Linked DNA regions of Homo sapiens: region 1 is linked to region 2. The links are chromatin contacts, found by Hi-C or POLR2A ChIA-PET in ENCODE. All regions are on one chromosome and are shown on one strand. Each heading gives the region's core, a stretch centred on a gene start or an enhancer-like site at or near the end of the contact. The rest is flanking DNA. Distances are from core to core; before and after follow the strand shown. Region 1 overlaps LOC105374287 (a long non-coding RNA gene). Region 2 has its middle 51 kb from the start of LINC02038.

The links. Hi-C counts contacts between places; a loop is a spot of excess contacts on that map. ChIA-PET counts read pairs that join two places held with the same protein, here RNA polymerase II (POLR2A). Pooled maps may share reads with other maps.
Region 1: a pooled map shows a loop between it and region 2 (2.4-fold over the local background). The contact joins two enhancer-like sites. A Hi-C loop is called at or near these places in 2 of 168 maps with a recorded cell type or tissue (PC-9 and ovary), 1 of 37 single-sample maps with no recorded cell type and 1 of 50 pooled maps. POLR2A ChIA-PET finds 5 or more read pairs at or near these places in 1 of 52 experiments (activated CD4-positive, alpha-beta T cell).

What each region holds. Positions count from the first base shown.
Region 1 is chr3:193,925,795-193,930,686 of GRCh38, reverse strand. LOC105374287 (a long non-coding RNA gene) reads left to right here. Exons shown (of 2, transcript XR_007096293.1): 2 at 1-1,334. Among named protein-coding and RNA genes, the nearest start is that of LINC02026, 75 kb to the left of the region's middle. Within about 2 kb of position 1,651, at least 4 of the 41 ENCODE cell types and tissues checked have a DNase peak (open chromatin) inside an H3K27ac peak, as active enhancers do.
Region 2 is chr3:193,892,574-193,898,069 of GRCh38, reverse strand. No RefSeq gene overlaps it. Among named protein-coding and RNA genes, the nearest start is that of LINC02038, 51 kb to the right of the region's middle. Within about 2 kb of position 3,454, at least 10 of the 41 ENCODE cell types and tissues checked have a DNase peak (open chromatin) inside an H3K27ac peak, as active enhancers do.

The DNA.
Region 1 (4,892 bases), core at 402-2,901, 34 kb before region 2:
TAGCAAGACCCCATCTCTCAAAGTAGGTGAGTAAATTAATTAATTAAAAAATGAAAAGGAAACGAATACTCAAAACTCATTGCTTCCAGATTATTTTACTATATTCTACCATTACACATACTCTTGAGGTTATTAGCAGCTATGGTAGCTACATGGCAGACGGAGACACTGCAGAATGGTGTCCATCTCTTCTCAGCTGCATTCAGTGATGTCGTGTTGGTCATGTGACATCAGTTGTGGTGTGAGTATTTACACTACGGAAATGGACAAGTGCTAGAAACCTGAGGGTGATTCATTGTTTTGCTGGTATCTTGACTTAAGAACATGATGGAAAAATATTAATAATGCAGATTAAATTTAACAGTATGTTTTGTCCATGCCATTACATGGTGAATAGCACAAAAAGTTGAGGAAGTATTCTTCTAGTACTCAAAAACTATTACCCAATTCTGCAAAGAAGCTGCATATCATTGATGAAAGAGTAAACTTCCTACATACCTTTATTGTTTCACTTCTGTCTTACGTATTCACTTAAATGAAAATATCAACCAACATTCATGCCAGAGCTCCAGCTGTTTGTCAGCTGCTCACATAGATTGGCTACATATTCAAAGTTTCAGCAGCAATCAATGAAAGCCTTTTGTGAGTCTCACTTGGCTGTATAAAATTTACCGTAAATGGTATTACGATGGGTAATTTTATGTGTCAAAGTGACTGGGTGTAGTGATACCCAGATAGCTGGCAAATCATTTTTTCTGGGTGTGTCTGTGAGGGTGCTTCTGGAAGAGATGAACATGTAAATTCTTAGATGGAGTAAAAACGATTCACTTTCACCAGTGTGGTAGACATCACCCAATCCACTGAGAGCCCTCCTCAAGAAAACAAAAAGAAAGAAGAGGAGCAAATTCTCCTTCTCTTCTTGAGCTGAAACATCACCTTCTCCCGCCCTTAGACATCAGAGCTCCTGGCTTTCAGGACTTCAAATGCCAGGACTTACACTAGCACCCTCGCACCCCCCATTTCTACTCCCTACATCCCAGCCCTGCTCTCAAGACTTGGAGTTACACCCTGATTCTAAGCCCTTCAGACTCAGACTGAACGACGCCACTGGCTTTCTTGGTTCTGCAGCTTGCAGACAGCATATCTTGGGACTTCTCAGCCTCCGTAACTGAGTGTGAGGCAATTCCTACAGTAAATCCCATCTTATATATCAAAATCTCCCTATTGCTTCTCTGGAGAACCCTAATACAAGTATTGTGTGTTATTATTTTTAAATTGTGTTGTACATGTTCTTTATATTAGTAAAGTTTACAATAAACTTATGTCTATCTGTCTATGTACCTATCTGTATTTTTCCCCAGATATCCAATTGTTAAGTCTTTGACACTATACCAGTGCTGAGACATTTCTTCCTTGTAAGTTGACAGGAAGGAAAAATAATTCTCTTGAATAACACAAATCAAACAATCTCTGGAGAGCAGAACTGACTTGGTTTGGGTGCAGAGCGTTTCCTGGGAGCTCATGAAAAGCAGGTCACTAACTACACAGTTGAATGAGTCATAGTTTTCTCCTTTCTAAAACACAATGCGCTTTATTCAAGAAGCTCAAGATTTTAGCAATAGCAGCTCCTCCCAGCAGCCTCTCAGGATGAGAGTATTAGATGCTTCACTCCCACCTCTTCTTAGTGACTAGCTCCGGGAGCCAAAAGTCTGGGGTTACTATCTCCTAAATTCTTCCTCCCTCATTTTAACCAGCCACAGCAGCCCTCTTCCTGTTCTTCAGGCATGCTGGGGATGCTCCTGCCTCTGAGCTTTGCATCTGCTGTCCTCTCTGCCTGGAACAGTCTTCCCCAGATACTAACATGACTCATGCTTTTTATTCAAATGTCACCTTCCTGACCACCTGTATTAGTCAGGGGTCTCTAGAGGGACAGAACTAACAGGACATATATACATAAAGGGGAGTTTATTAGGTATTAAGTTACATGATCACAGGGTCCCACAATAGGCTGTCTGCAAGCTGAGGAGCAAGGAGAGATAGTCCAAGTCCCAAAACTGAAGAACTTGGAGTCCGATGTTCGAAGACAGGAAGCAACCAGCATGGAAGAAAGTAGGCTGGGAGGCCAGGCCCGTCTCTCCTTTTCATGTTTTCCTGCCTGCTTTGTATTTGCTAGAAGCTGATTAGATTTTGCCCACCAGATTAAGGGTAGATCTGCCTTCTCCAGTCCACTGACTCAAAAGTTAATCTCTTTTGGCAACATCCTCACAGACACGCCCAGGAACAATACTTTGTATGCTTCAATCCAATCAAGTTGACACTCAGCATTAACCATCACAAGTCCACCCCTGGTCAACTTGAACTCATACACATCTCATGAGATCACACATAATCTTCAAATAAAGAAAATAATAAGGTCATAATTATACCTAACATAATACGACTATCATTGGTACAATGATAAATGCACCAATCCCCAACCCAAATACTATTACATAAAGTTAACAATACTTAAATGCTGATATGAAGTCAATAAATCTTATGTCACATGATAAAGGAAAAGGAAATAAAATAAAGATATTTTCTTAGTACAAGCATATACCTGGACAAACATATTTTTAGCAAAAGAAGGGAAGAGGAAATACTCATGACAATTACAGTCCCTGTTTCTGCAGCTGGTCACGTGGTCATAGCTGGTATCAATGACCACCTTCTTCTACTACCCATTCTGTATTCCCTTTGCCTTCAGCAAGCACCTCAGCAGGTTGTGGTTTTTTCCCTGGTGGAGCGACCCAAACCTTCATTCCTGAGAGGTCTGGGCCATGTGTAGTCCTGCCTGGATTAGGCTGTTGTAGTTTCCTATTGACCTTAATCACAGAGGATGGTAATATCAAGAGATGCCCTAATGGTTCTCCTGTATTCCATGCATACTCTTCCTTACCTCCGTTATGGAGTAGTAGGCTGATTTCAACTTGATAATCTGGGTCAATCATCTCAGCCAACACTGTAATTCCCTTCTTAGCCTGTTGACCTAAAGGTAGGAGGAGCCCAAAGTGTCCAGGTGGCAATCTTAACTTCCAGTTTAATGAAATCGTTGTTGTATCTCCTGGTGGCAGCTTTCCTCCCTCTGGAACTAGGACCTCTAGGCCAGCAAAATGTAATGTCGTGGGAACAGGAAGCAGAAATTTTGCTAGTGGATCACTAGGGGTGATGGTGAGTGGTGCCACTTCTACTTCTGCACCTTGATTCTTGGACCCATGAATCCTGGCCATGGGAGAAACAGTACCATATATATATAGGACGCTGATTCAGAGCATACAGGGCCTTCTGGAGAACTTTGTCTCAGCCCTGCAAAGTATTGTCATCTAGTTGGCATTGTAATTGAGACTTCAAAAGGCCATTCCACCATTCTATCAATCCAGTTGCTTCAGGATGATGGGGAACATGGTAAGACCAGTGAATTCCATGAGCATGAGCCCACTGCCACACTTCTTTAGCCACAAAGTGAGTGCCTTGGTCAGAGGCAATGTTGTGTGGAATACCATGACAGTGGCTAAGGCATTCTGTGAGCCCACGGATGCTAGTCTTGGCAGAGGCATTGCATGCAGAATAGGCAAACGCATATCCACAGTAAATGTCTATTCCAGTGAGGGCAAACCTCTGCCCTTTCCATGATGGAAGAAGTCCAATATAATCAACCTGCCACCAGGTAGCTGGCTGATCACCCTCAGGAATAGTGTCATATCGAGGGCTCACTGTTGGTCTCTACTGGTGGCCACTCAGCAGTGGCCGTAGCCAGGTCAGCTTTGGTGACTGGAAGTCCATGTTGCTGACCCCATGTGTAACCTCCATCCCTGCCACCATGGCCACTTTGTTCATGGGCCCATTGGGCGATGACGGGGTGGCTGGGGAAAGAGGCTGAGTGGTGTCCACAGAACGGGTCATCCTATCCACTTGATTATTAAAATCCTCCTCTGCTGAGGTCACCCACTGGTGAGCACTCACATGGGATGCAAATATCTTCACGGTTTTGACCACTCAGAAGGTCCATCCACATGTCTTTTCCCCAAATTTCTTCGTCACCAATTTTCCAATCATGCTTCTTCCAAGTCCCTGACCATCCAGTCAAACCATTGGCTACAGCCCATGAATCAGTATATAATCTCACATCTGGCCACTTCTCCTGCCATGCAAAGTGCACAACCAGGTGCACTGCTCGAACTTCTGCCCACTGGGAAGATCTCCCTTCACCTCTATCCTTCAGGGATGTCCTAGAAAGGGGCTGTAGTGCTGCAGCTGTCCACTTTCGGATAGTGCCTGCATATCATGCAGAACCATCTGTGAACCAGGCCCTAGTCTTCTCTTCCTCTGTCAACTGATTACAGGGAACTCCCCATGAGGCCATCAGTGCAGGCTGGGGAAGAGAAAGCAGGGTGGCAGGGGTGGAGACCATGGGCATTTGAGCCACTTCCTCATGTAACTTACTTGTGCCTTCAGGACCTGCTCGAGCCCGATCACATATATACCACTTCCATTGGCTGATGGAATGCTGCTGTGCATGACCCATTTTATGGCTAGATGGGTCAGAAAGCACCCAGTTCATGATGGGCAGTTCAGGTCACATGGTGACTTGATGACCCACAGTCAAACGTTCAGTTTCCACCAAAGCCCAGTAACAGGCCAAGAGCTGTCTCTTGAAAGGGGAGTAGTTTTCTGTAGAGGATGGCCTTGCTCCAAAATCCTAGAGGCCTCCACTGGGATTCACCTATGGGGGCCTGCCAAAGGCTCCAAACAGCATCCCTATCTGCCACTGATGCCTCAAGTACCATTGGACTTGCTGGGTCATATGGCCCAAGTGGCAGAGCATCTTGCAAAGCAGCCTGGACCTGCTGCAG
Region 2 (5,496 bases), core at 2,205-4,704:
TTAACCCGAATGCCGATGATAGCCCGCCTTCCCGGCTCTCCAGCCGCCCACCCCAGCACCTCCGCACCGTGCTTCTGAGGAAGAGCTTGTCCTCTCTTTCTGTGTGCTCAGATTACAGGCGTGTGTTAGGGAGGCCGGACGCCTGCACTCTCTGCCTCTCCTTGACTTTCTCTCACAGACATCTCTTTGAATCTGCACCTCCCTCCCTCCCACAGGGGCACACAGAGCATCTGACCCTGTCAGCTTCCAGGAGCTGGGCTTCTTGAAGTCATTACCTCAGGCCATCCTCTTTGGCCTTCACAACTACACCCAATCATACTGTTGTCTCCATTCTGTTTTTCCTAGCCTTTGAACTCCCCCAGCCACTCTAAGAAAACTTTCACATTTCCTTTCATCTCTCTGAAGGCTTCCACATCTGTATTTCTCCTGCTGATGTCCAGTTATACTCAGCTAGCCAGGGGAGGCAGGGAGCATCCACTGTTTTGCCTGTTGGCTCCATCCCCTCATGCCTGGGAGCTGTGCCTGATTTTGCTCGGAGGAACCATCCAGCACCTACTGTGTACAGCCTTGGACGGGCGCTAGCACCATCCCTCAAGGTTTCCGGCTTTGCACTGACCAGGGCTTAGCACGTGACCGTGCCATGGCCAATCGGATTCTCCCTCGGGAATCTGCATCTCAGATAGGCAGAGGCCGCTCCAGAAAGCTGTGATAGTCAATTAAGCACCGCAACAGCTCCTTATCCAGATTTTCCAGTAGTTTCCAGTAGTTTCTTTACCTAGGTCCTGCCTTGGTTCCTGGCTTTTCTGAGACTGATTCTTCTGATTCTGATTCAGATTCTGTAAGCAGTCCTGTATCTTCTCCTAAATTCCTTCTGTGCTTAAGATAGCAAGATTCTATTTCTTTTGCCTGCAATCAAATAAGCTGATAAAGTAGGTCAGTCCAAATAGCTATATTTTTAAGCTCAATTTATGTTATGATTATTCCTGGTTGGTCCATGTGGGAGTCTCCAGAAATCTTCTATATTTTGAAATGATGGCTTTCACAATTGAGTGTTAGAATGAACTTCCTGTTCCCAGGTCTAGAAAGTCACCTAAACTTTCTAGACTGAAGCAAGTGAACTCAAGAGAGGCTGACTTATCTACACTGTTCCTTAAATCCGTGCTTCTCAAACTTCAATGTGCATAAGAATCACCTGGAGAGCCTGTTAAAACATTGATTCTTGGGTCCTACCCCCAGAGATGCTGATCCAGTTGGTCTCGAGTGGGGCCCTGAAATCAGAATTGCAAACGAGCTCCAGGTGACACTCATGTTGTGTTTAAGGATTTCATTTTGAATAGTGAGCACTTTAGTATTATTTTCTCCCCCAGACAAGAGAGACTTCGGAGCACAGCAAGATTCCCTCTAGCTTGTTAAAATGAAAAGACAAGAGACAAGATGAGACTTGCCTTCCAAAGTGAGCTTTAGGAATGTGTGTGTCCCTCACCGGCCTCACTAACGACGTTCATCCCATAGAGTCCCTGAGCAGGGTAAGATGATGGCTGGGTTGGAGAGTATGTTCGAGGGCAGGGGTCTCCCCACAAGTCATGCTGGCATCTCCCCAGAGTCTCAGGTTGCTGGGCAGAAGGTCTAAGTCTACTTCAGTGGAAAGTTCAAGAAAAAAACCAGTGACCGTATAAGATCTTGAGGAAATGCAAGACTGCCTCCTGGGACTATTTGGCGGTGACCACAACTAGATCCAGGACTAGAGCTGACCTCCCTCCTCCCTGTGTCTTCCCCGGCCTTCTTTTCTGACTCAAACACCCTCTTCCCTTCTCTCTTTCAAACCATTTTCTTCCTTTTCTCCAAAACCTTGCTTTGACCTTACCTCTCCCAAGATTTCTCCCCCGCCGTCTTTATTCTACATTTGCCTAACATCTACATACTCAGCTTTTGAAATATGACTGATATGAATCACAGCCACTGCTTCTCTGCCCTTTACTACATCGATGGAGTTTTATTTATCTATCTCAATTCTTGCAACGACCTTATGAGGTATTATTACCCCAGTTTATAGATGAGAAAACAAATTCAGAGAAGTAGCTTGCCCAGATAAGCTACTTAGGATAAACTAGAGACAGAATTTAAACATTTCTCTGACTCTAAAACCCTTGCCCCATACCATACTGCATACTAAATCAATTCAGGGTGTGTGTGTGTGTGTGTGTGTGTGTTTATGTATTCCTATATGTGTTTTAATATTTGGCTTATCCATGTAACAAAAAGCTCACTCAGGCAGGACCTGGGTGCTCTAGGAGAGTATTCTAGTGGTTCTCCTGACCAGGCTCACATCCGATGGAGTACTTAGGGCCATGCTTCTTCCTAGAGCAATCATTCCAGAAATGTTGTTTACCACAGATGTGTTGTTCTCTGATGGCTGACATTTCTGAACACAGGCAGGGTTGGGCACATTGCTGGAAGTGAGAAGCATTTTTTCCTACTTACCAATCATCTGTGTTTTCCATTCAGATCTATGGGACAGATGAGAAATTGGCTTCCCAGGAGGAATAAAGAACTCATTATTTGTCATCAGCTATTGAGAGTCTGTTTTCTGCAGACCATGGGGCTGGATCGTAGAAGGCGGCACAGAGGAGGGCCCTAATTGGGAGGTCTTGGACACGGGGTGTCCTGGGATGCAGAGTTGCAGGAGGAGGGCCAGCAGGAGAGGGCAGGCAGGGATCAGGCCAAACTTGGGCTGGAGGAAACATCCTTATGATAGTACTGGTGTCTGGGCCAGACCGCAAACTATCCTTCATGCTGAACCTAAAGGTGTGTGGCAGATGCAGGTGCCCCCTGGAAGGGGTGCACTGTAGTTAAGAGTTTTGGGTGGTAGAGGTGTCGGGTATGTGGCAGCATTGCTAACACAGGTGCTTGGTTCATTCAGCCAGGGGCCCAGACAGTGGCTGAGAATGTACAGAAAACATTCTCTCTCTCACTCATTCATTCATACGTTCATTCATGCATTCCACAAATATGTATTGAGTACAGAACTGGGCACATAGGATATAGTTATAAACAAGACAGATAGTGCCCTTGCCCTGACGGAACTTGTGAAGGAGGCAGGTATTAAATGCTAGTCACACAAAGGGTGGTCTAATATAGCTGTGATTAATGCTGTAAAAAATAATATATTCCATCTTACCAGAGGGCTCATGCTCTGTGGCTAGACAGAGTGTAAGTGCCTCAAGCAAAAAGGGAGGAGTTTGAGGCTAGGCTCCAAGTGCAATGGCCACCATGCCTGCCATTCATTTGGACCAGGGTGATGCAAGTGCTTTCTGGAGGCTCAAGCCCTGCCTTGCCCTTGAGGAACAATCCGTGTAATTATGAAGGCGGATCCAGGGCCTGTATTGAGAGACTGTGGCTTCCTGAGTGACCACTGGACCTAGAACCTGAAGAGCCGCCGTTCAGTCCCAGCCATTCCTTCTCTGGCCGCGTGACCTTGGGCAAATTGCCTACATTTCAAGAGATTTAAAGTCTTCAGAGTCTCAGTTTTCTCATTTGCCAATGGGAGAAATATTTACTGCTCTGCCTGCTGCATAAGTTTCATGAGTGAGAATGTGAAAAGGTTTTGTAACTGTCAAAAGCAGGAAATATTTAGGAGCCTCCACCCAACACACACACATACGTCCCAGCAGGCTAAGCGTAATGAGCCCTGGACGCTTAGGGCCCAGCACAGATTTCAGTGCTAATGAAGCATTGAAAGGGTTGGGCCTGGAGAGGTTCCCACGAGCAGGCTTCAGAGAGATGAGTGTGGCCCAGGGAAGGAGGAAGTGGCCCAGCCTGAGCACTCTGCATGGGGCAGCATCTGGAGGGAGGGGCCCTTTGGGGAGGCCAGAGGTAGACTTGGCAAGAGTCAAGAGCCTTGGCCTGTGTCATAAGAGACAAAGGGAGTTGCATGAAGTGCAGGAAACCAGCCAGTGAGGGGACTTGAAACACACGGTAGTCTCCCTGTTTCATCTTGTATAATCCCATTTAGTCAAACCTCACTTATACTATTTAGATCATGAATTCAGGTTGTTTATCACAGAGGTTTAATTCTATCACAATGAGGAGGGCCTGACTTTTCTACATATATTAATAAAATGGAAAGTGATCAGATGGTGATGAGAATATGGGTCACTCTTTGAAAACAATAGAAGGTTAGAATCTCTGCCTTATGCTATGCAAAAGGTGACTTTTATTTTTTTGAGACAGAATCTCGCTCTGCCACCCAGGCTGGTGGAGTGCAGTGGTGTGATCTCGGTTCACTGCTGCCTCAACCTCCTGGGCTCAAGAGAAGCTCAGCCTCTGGAGTAGCTGGGACTACAGGCACAAGCTACAATGCCTGGCTAATTTTTGTATATATTTTTAGAGACAGGGTCTTGCTATGTTTCCCAGGCTAGTCTCGAACTCCCAGTCTCAAATGATCCTCTTCCCTCAGTGTCCTGAAGTGCTGGGATTACAGGCATAAGCTGCTATGCCCGACCACAAGGTGAATTTTGGATGGATTAAAAAACCAATATGGCCGGGCGCCGTGGGTCAGGCCTGTAATCCCAGCACTTCGAGAGGCCCAGGCGGGCGGATCACGAGGTCAGGAGATCAAGACCATCCTGGCTAACATGGTGAAACCCCGTCTCTACTAAAAATACAAAAAAATTAGCTGGGCGTGGTGGCGGGCACCTGTAGTCCCAGCTACTCGGGAGGCTGAGGCAGGAGAATGGCGTGAACCCGGGAGGTGGAGCTTGCAGTGAGCCAAGATCATGCCACTGCACTCTGGCCTGGGCAACAGAGCGAGACTCCGTCTCAAAAAAAAAAAAAAAAAACCATTATGGGAAAGATAAAATTATAACACTATAAAAGAAGCCAAGGAAGAAAAGGCAAGAGAATAATTTATGACCTTGGGATACGGAAGATCTCTTAAAGAAGAATCCAAAGCACAAATCTTATGGGGAAATATGGATGAACTTGACTATAGCAATATTAAATTTTTATGTCCTATGCAGGACACAAAAGATAAAGGTTCCACAAAGGATACTTTAAGTAAACGGCAACAGATAAAGAGAAGATGCTTGCAGTGCCTTAAACTAATGGGAGTAAATGGAATAGACAAGAAACCCCTGTAGACAAAAAAGAAAAAAAAAAAAGAGAGGGAACCCAGTAGAAAAATGGTCAAAGATTATGAGCAGGCAAGTCACAAAGGCACAAGGAAATTTTTAAAATCAACAAGTAAGCGAAGAGATGCCAACCTCACTAATAATCAAAGTAATGCAAAGTAAAATGACAAGATTGTATTTATACTTACTAAATTTGCCAAAAAATAGAATATTCAATAATAAATACTGTTGATGATGTGAGGAAATAGGAACCCACAAACACTGCAGGTGCGGCCATTCCTGAGAGCAGCCTTAATGTATTATATGCACTTAACTGACAGACCTGTGTGACCTCTGACCAGCTCTCACTGCAGGGGCGAATACCATG